2 separate regions of the Homo sapiens genome follow, and region 2 is linked to region 1. A link is a contact called in ENCODE Hi-C or POLR2A ChIA-PET data. All regions are on one chromosome and are shown on one strand. Each heading gives the region's core, a stretch centred on a gene start or an enhancer-like site at or near the end of the contact. The rest is flanking DNA. Distances are from core to core; before and after follow the strand shown. Region 1 holds the start of PRKG1 (protein kinase cGMP-dependent 1). Region 2 overlaps PRKG1 (protein kinase cGMP-dependent 1).

The links. Hi-C counts contacts between places; a loop is a spot of excess contacts on that map. ChIA-PET counts read pairs that join two places held with the same protein, here RNA polymerase II (POLR2A). Pooled maps may share reads with other maps.
Region 2: a map with no recorded cell type shows a loop between it and region 1 (2.1-fold over the local background). The contact joins the enhancer-like site here to the promoter of PRKG1 in region 1. A Hi-C loop is called at or near these places in 2 of 168 maps with a recorded cell type or tissue (heart left ventricle and mesothelial cell of epicardium), 1 of 37 single-sample maps with no recorded cell type and 6 of 50 pooled maps. POLR2A ChIA-PET finds 5 or more read pairs at or near these places in 1 of 52 experiments (WTC11).

The regions. Positions count from the first base shown.
Region 1 is chr10:51,072,807-51,076,944 of GRCh38, reverse strand. It overlaps PRKG1 (protein kinase cGMP-dependent 1), which reads right to left and starts at 2,458. Exons shown (of 18, transcript NM_006258.4): 1 at 2,044-2,458. The coding sequence starts at 2,354.
Region 2 is chr10:51,363,946-51,368,083 of GRCh38, reverse strand. All of the region lies in intron 2 of PRKG1 (protein kinase cGMP-dependent 1), which reads right to left. Among named protein-coding and RNA genes, the nearest start is that of MIR605, 66 kb to the right of the region's middle. Within about 2 kb of position 1,848, at least 3 of the 41 ENCODE cell types and tissues checked have a DNase peak (open chromatin) inside an H3K27ac peak, as active enhancers do.

The DNA.
Region 1 (4,138 bases), core at 1,209-3,708:
GTCACCCAAAGCATCATGGCAATACCTTAAGAGCTGAGTCCTTTAAAATACAAGTTATTAGTAAGAAATCAGTATCAGGACACACAGTGTTGTTTGATAGATAAAATGTTATTATAATGATAGATAAAATGTTATTATAATGGGATGCTGTAAATTATTTGCCACACCAGCTTTATTTTCCACTCTGGACCTTTTTCGTTTGTTTGTTTTTCAATCTAGATATTCTACAAGTCATGTACAAAGAGGCTTTTAAACTTATCACATTGTATAGCTCATTCCCTACTGCCTAGAATCTTGTAAATCTCTGATGGAATGTGTAACTGGAGTTATCAGCTGGCTTCAACATGCTTCACTATGAAACCTATTAAAGTGGTCTTTTTGTAAAAGCAGAGTTTGCTCTGTGTCACTCAAAAGTCCTGCGGATACAAAAATGAGATCCTATGAAATGTTTAAAGATGCAGAGAGCTGTCTTTGAGTTATTTTTTCATTATGCAAAACTTGGCCCAGGAGAGATGGTCATGTACCTCGTTAGCTAAAACAGTCAGGCATGTCAGGATTGCAAATTAATTTACCAGAGAAAGTTGAAGTTTATTCAGATCACTCAGGTTTCTAAGGCAGATCTAAGTCTGCTGAACTATTAGGGCAATTTGGTAAGGTCAGAATCTCAGAAATGTTTATCCTTATTGTCTCTTTCCAACTCCCTCGCAGAATACAAACTCCTCCCTAAACTAAGCCTGCATGAACAGCAAATGTTCCATGGGAATCAACATGTATAGGTATAACTCTAAGTTTTCAAAAGTAGTAATTGGTACATGCTGTGATTCTCCCCAAAAAACATCCAATAAATACAAATAGAGATAATCAAATATTTACTTTCTCCTTATATTAACTTGTTGTATTTATGAAGTGAAGGGTTTCGATGGACCTTGCATTATTACGTAACACGTGCCATCCAGCCAATGTGATTTCGTTAGTAGTAGAGTAAGCAGCAATATCCTTGGTTTTATCAATTACGTTATTATCTATTAATTTAAAATGCCGTTCTTTTGGGTGCTCTCCCACATTCTGTTAACCTCATGTTCCTGTCGCTTTACTCTCCATATGAACTCTGAGTTGAGTGTTGTATAACAAGTTTCATTAAATTTTTCCCATCCAAGTTATGAAGCCCACTAACATCAGAATTGCACAGTTCCCTAAAAGGCTAGAACAATGCCAGAGTGGTTGCATTAGAAGCCAAGAGTAAGGCAAACAATGGGTCCACGTTTTAAATAAGATAAGTGTGCTTATCTGTATCTGACCCTGGAAACAAGCAACCACCTCTTGGGAGATGGAGATGCTCCATTAGTAACATTATGCACGTTTCTTAAGTAAAATAAGCAATCTTCTCCCTCATATGTTATGAAAAAATATTTCTTCAAAATCAACAGACTAGTCTTCCATTTATGGATTGTAAATGTCATCCAATTCAGGAAATCAAAAATTCTTCCTTTTTCTATGCCTATTTGCTTATGTTTCACACTTTGATGATGACAAGAACGTCAGGTTTGAAGGGTACCAGCGTGAAGCGCCAGCAGGTAGAGAAATCCGGGAGAGCCACAAAAGCATAGAAAGTATGGGTGATCAGACGCATTTCATTTCAAGTCTGATGAGCCTGCATTTAGGATTTTCCAGCTGGGCTGGTTTGCCAGGGCTTTTGGGAGACGGGGGCTTTTTATTTCTTCTCTCACACTCACACACACGGTCGGACACACACCTGGGACGTGTTCAAACTCTACGTACACTAGGTGGCTTATACGAATGTATATGTATATTTAAAAATAATACCTTGACATCTGACAAAGACACGAAGGCAACGTATGTGCAGTGAGTCTGGCTCTGAGAAACGTGCACAGCCCCGCAAGAAGTGCCCGTTAAAATGAAACATTTCTGAGGATGAGGACAGACATGGCAAGCGGGAGGGGCGGGGGCCGACAGACAATACAGAGACCCGCAGCTCCCCATCGCCAGGGCGCCACATGGACCCGGCGCGTCACCCCTGCTTACTGTGGGCTCTTGGGGTAGAAGGGCAGGGTCACATGGCTGAGATCCTGGATGTCGAAGGCGGTGGGCTCGGCGGAGATCGCCTGCCGCTTGGTGCGCGGCTCGCCCTGCAAGGTGCTCGCGCTCTGCTTCTGCGCCTGCTGGGTGGCTGGTCGGATCACCGAGCGGTACTTGTCCAGCTCGTTCTGCAGCTTCTGGATCAGTTCGTCCTTCTGATCCAACTCCAGCTCCAGCTCGTCGATGAGAGCATCCCGCTGCCTCAGCTCCTCGATCTTCTCCTGGAGCGCGTACTGTAAATCCCGCAAGGTGCCCATGCTCCTCCGGGCTGCCGGGGGCTCCTTCCTGCCGCTGCTCCGCGTCTTGAGGCTTCCTCCCCTCTCCGATCAACTTTCCCCAAAGTCGCCGCTGCCTCCCGAGTGCCAAAGCTTCCTACTTGAGACCAAAGCCAGCCCTGGCTTCTGAGCATGCCCAGTCCGCCGGCTCCAGCCACCCAGAGTTTCAGTGCAGATTCCACTTCTCTGGGCTGGCTGTGAGGCTCAGAGCGGGGAGAGCAAACCAGCAGGTCCAACCCGGGATTAAACCTGAGACGCGGTGGGCGCCGCGGCGCGGGGGAGAAGAGTCGGAGGCGCGGTGGCGGGGGAGCGGGAGGAGGGGACGTGAATGGGGGCTCCGAGGCAGCGGCTGGGCTCTCAGAGTCCCTCGCGCCGGGCGCCCAAGGAAGCTTGCGGGGCGTGCGGGGAGCCTGATAAGCCTCCGAGGCGCGCCGGGGGTGTGCGGGTGGAGCGAGGCGGGAGCGCTACTTCGGGGGTGGGGAGGTGGGAGGGAGGGGACAGGGAGGACCCCGGGCAAACTCGGGAGGCCTCAGCTGACTCCAGAGCAGACCAGCCTGGAGAATGTTGAGCTACGATCCTAGCGACGTACGAGGCATAGGGGACTCTGCATCATCAAAGCTCTGAGTTCTGGAGGTATTTTGACGGCCGGCCTCACTAAGGAAAGCTCCCGAGCGGTGTGGCCGAGCTGTCGCTTCTCCCACGCCACCTTTCCCACCCAGAGCGCCTCACACAGGTGGCTAACGCTTGCGAAGAAACTTGCCTCTCAGGAGATGCGAGCGAGTCGGCGCCCGCGAGGAATTCCCCCTTTCAGCCTACTACCTTTGGGAAAGGGTTGTGGGGTAGGGGGTGGGGTTTCCGATTTTAGCACCCGAGGCGTTGCTACTCTTCGCCTGCTCCAGATAGTTACTTTCCTTTCTGCCCCTTCCAAACTCTCATCGGGGAACTGTTTTAGGGCAAAGGCCAAAAACGGATTTGGGCCCTAGCAGGTCACTCAGCTTCCCCATGAGCCCTCCGCCTTGAGCTGGTGCCTGGGAATAGTTCTCGGATGGGCCTTGCTTCTTCCATTTGCTGAATTTGGCGGGGAGAGGGTGGGGGTTAAAAATCATTCCCGAGCTCCAAAAATTTCATCTTGAAACTGAATCATACCTTTAAAAATATTACTTTCCTCACAACCAAGCTGTTAGGAATGTATCTTTCCACTTGAATGGCCAGGAAGACATCCTGACACAAACTTTGAAGAAGAGGGAAAATCGTGAAGGAGCGAGGGAGACCACGCAGGCTGCAGTGAATTGTACACTATACTGCAGTCACCCCCACCTCTACCCACTCCCACCCTCATCCCTGCCCACTCAATATTCCCCAAAATGATCACAATTAGGTAACTTCCTTTCTATCCAAGTGTTACACTCCCATCATGGGAACACATGTTTAGAATCCCCAAATATCTGCCTAATACGTACCTAAATCCCTAATATTTGCTTAAGACATTACGAACTCATCCAATTTTATAGCATCTTTATTGGCAGATTTTTGATTACTATTCTTGGGCACTCAATATTATAATCCTCAATGCTCTATTTGGTTATTCCTTAACACTAAAACAAAGTGGACAGAAAATAAAATTGAATTGCAATGCAATTCTAAACTTAGCAAAGAATAGTATCAAAATAACTTGCACACTGTTGCTTTTGAATACACAACTTTTTGTATTTAAGCTAGAGACAGAGGAAGGGAGGAAAGGAGGGAGGGAGGTCAAGGTATCTTAA
Region 2 (4,138 bases), core at 599-3,098, 290 kb before region 1:
GGAATTAGTATCTGAGATGGTTTCTGGAAAGCAGGTAGGATTTGGGAAGAGGAGGAGTTGGGACATTTCTACAAAAGGAAATAAAATCAGCAAAACACTATAATCAGAAAGGAGAGGGAAGCCCTGTAAAACAGTTTGTAGACTGGTTTGGCTGGGCAGAGGGGTCAAGCTGAGGTGTAATAAGCAATGTAAATTAAGGACTGGATCTTTGAGTGCTCTGAATGTCAACAGAAAAGATCTATTTTATTACGTAGGGAATACATTTTCTGATTAAGAGAATACCAATTTACTACTGGACCAAAAAACACTGTGTTAGTAGTTGTGCTGTATTAATCATATATTAGGTCACAGAAGAGCAATTTACATCTCAAAATTGGTAGAGACTTTGAAGTTCTTCTACTCCAAAAATAAGCAGTCTTTGCTTGCTTTAGATGGAATAGAGAAATTAGCAAATCAAAGGACTTTAAAAAGGATGAAAGGTATAAAAATAAGGGGGACAGACGCAACAAGAAGGAAAACATAGTATCTATCACTAGAAAGACTCTTGTCTAATTCCTTTTATGGAGCTAGTTGTTAAGTGTGAAAAAAGAAAAAAGGAGTAAATTCCAGCCCTGGGCATCATAAGAGATGTTCCCTCAGCAGCATTTGTACATACGCACATTTGGTTCCTACTTCTGCATATCGACACACCTCTTTAAAGGAAAACAAAATGCCCAAATTACCATTTTTAACTAGTAAGCTCTCTTTCAGTTGAGTTACCCTGTTGCCAAAAACACTCTCTTGCTCTTTTTGGAATTTCAATGTTTTCTTTTTGAGCCCTTTTTACTGGTAGAAGAGATAAGATTTCACAAGCTAATTGGATACGTGCAGCATAACTGTTAAAAGCCTCCCTGTTGAAATCCGTGGAGCTGAAAATACTTTCTTTTTAGCTCTTCTGACAACATGGAAAAAAAAGAGTCTTAGTTTCTAAATGAAACTGCTCAAAGAGAGGAAAAACCTAGTAAAACAAATGGGTAATCCCTCACTGGTTTTCTTAAATGATAAATTAATGAATTTAAAATTCCCCATCCAATTGCTATGATGTGAGTTATTTAATGGTGCAATGGCTCAGAACCCAAGACACCTGGATTACAACACTTGGTTTAGTCATTAATTTTTGCAGGGGGTCGGAGGGGTCGGAAGGGTAGACTTAGACATGTGTTTTTACCTCTCTAAACAACAAGGCTTAGAAAAATGAGGTAAAATTACTTTCTATTTTCTGTTAAAATAATGAGAGACTTGATTCAGAACATGAAAAAAATGAAGAAATTTTGAAGAAAGCTTTCATGTACATGCTGGAGAAATGATTTTTTATAATCTTGTCTAAATAAGTAAGGATATATATGGATGTATAACACAAATACACACAAACATTTAAATAGTGTGTCTTAGTTCTATGAATTTGAAGGCCAAGAAGGACCTCCAGTTTGTTTAAACAGATTGCCATGTTAACTTAACAGAGAGATAGAATCTGGAGATAACTGTATTTACAGATAGGTATGTTATCAGGTCTACTAATTTATAGAAAAGAGTAAATAAGTAGAAGCTTGAAAGGTTATAGAGAAGTTATCTCCATAAAGTATGGGCTGATCAGACGCTTCCAAAGTTTTAAAGCTTGTCTTGACAGGAACATTGTTTTCTTGGAGACCAAACTCATTGATTATAGAATGCTCTTTAAAATCTAAGTGGATTTAAGAAGGAACTGGTGGCTTTTTAATATCCACTTATAAGTGGTTGCAAACACAGATGAACTCCATGTTCTACTAGGAAAAACTGAAAGACAAAGAATTTCCAAAAGCACTGCCAGGTTTCCAGTTGGTTGGTGTCAGGGTGACATTGCACTTCCTTCAGCAGCAGTGATTGAGGAATCATACCAGAGAAATTATACCAGAGAAATAAAATGAGAAAAAAATGAGAGACTTCAAAGAGATGACCAAAAATAAAAAAATTACCTCATGCAAACGCAAACTCTAAAAAGTAGAACCAAATAATATAAAACTATCTTTTCCCTTAAATATAAATGATGCCATCTGCCAAGATATAGAACTTGAGTGATAGAGTCGTTTTTAAACAAAGACCTGGAAACAATTTTTTTTATTTAGTCTCTTTTACACAGCAATTTTTTTTTTCGTATAGTGATGGAGAGGAAAAAAAAGATTTAGTACAAAGCTATGCAGCTTGGAAATAAGATTACTTGGGGATAAGTTTATTCTATTGAAGGGAAACTAGTAAGAATATGCATATAGTGGATGAGACTAGGTACTTAAGAGAGATACTAAGGAATATCCCCCAAAAATGATGTTTCTCAAACTTGATTGTACATTTGAATCCCCTAGGAATCTGGTTAAAATGCAGATTCTAATTTACCAGCTCTGGGATTGGGCTGAGATTCTGCATTTCTACAAAAGCTCCTCAGTGATCCTGATGTTCAGCATCCTTTCACCACATGTTGTTAGAAATAAACAGAAACAATTAAAATTATTAGAATATTCAGCCCCCCAAAATTAACCAATTTATTGGGGCTGAATGGCAGGACTGCTCCACTGTAGAGACAGATGTATCAAGCACCCAGAGTTGGAAGCCACAAACTTTAAGATTATTAAGTTGATTTCCTCTTATCTCATGACATTATACTAACTGCCTTCTGATTATAATTTGATTCCTTGTGCAGGATTTCCTCTAGAGCAAATTGTGCTGGTTAGTCAACCCAGCTCCTACAGGAGGATGACAGTATGGAAAGAGATTGGGCTTTGAATCAGACAGAATAGGATCTGTTAGATATGTTGTTAATGATGATGAGTGGTGAAAACAAGACGAAGAAGATGATGATGATAGTGACAACAGGCATTTTACTGTGTGCCTACCATGTGCCAGATACTGTGCTTTGTGATTTACACATATTAGATCAATTTTATGACTTAATTCTGTCACCCGACAGATAAGAAAACCCAAAGTTATAGAGCTAGTAATGGTCTGTAGAGACTTAAATTCATCACTGTCCAGCTCCAAATTGATTTTCTGTGCTAATATATACATCCCAGCAGGAAAAGAACCTTTCATTATAACTGTTACTAAAGTAGGCACTCAGTAAATGGTAATTATTTGTTCTACTTATTATATAGAGTTTACGTGGTTATATTTGAATCCCTTGTGCATTTGGTTCACATGAGTCAGACTTCATAGCCTTATCAACTTGGATAATACTGACTTCTTGAATCTGTAAAGCTGAGAACTAAACTCCTAATCGTGATAAAGCCACTCCAGGGAGTCTATCTGAGCAATTATTTTACAAATTCAACCCAGATAAATGAAACATTTCTCAGATATTTACACCAAAGAATTATTATTTTTTTCTATCTATAGGTTTTTCCTGAAATTTTTTTATATAAATCCATCCATTTGAGCTTGGCTAGGTATTTTCCTTATAAAGGGAATTTAGGTTTTTCCCTCTTATTTTTAATATAACAATTTCTAAAGTAATTGTTGGAGTCCTATCTCCAATTTACACAGCCAGCTTGAAAGTGGATGTGATGAAAAGCATGTATTGCCAATGGCATTAAACATATGGATCTTAGTGGATGTTGGAAACGGTCAAGCACATACCACAACTTGGCAAAGATCTCATTTCATGAAGGTTATTGTCAATAGCCTTTTGTGATGTCATATCTCTGAAGGATATTGTGTGCCCAAACCAGATATTTGTATATAAAAGACAAGTAGTGATCAAATGGCTCCTCCCATTTGCCTGACTGCTGAAGAGCCCATCCTAAGACAGCAGACAGGCTAAATGAATGGTCACTTACAAAAAGCTAACCATAGAGTGGATAGAGTGAAGATCCAGTTTCAAGTAAATGGACTAAAATATAGAGAAACCAGCTAAGAGTGAGATTTAGCGTGGATGATATTTTCCCCTTAGCCATCTAATAAAAAACTGCAGTGACTTTAATCTAATTCTTGTGCTAAGAAGGCTGAGCATGTCCTGCCAGTTTTTAGTTCAGCCCAGGAAAAGAGAGGTCAGTGTTTCTCTGTCATTATTCAAATCAAATGCACCTTTTTTGGTTTAGCATTTTCTAAGAGGTCTTCTTCTCAAATTTCCATT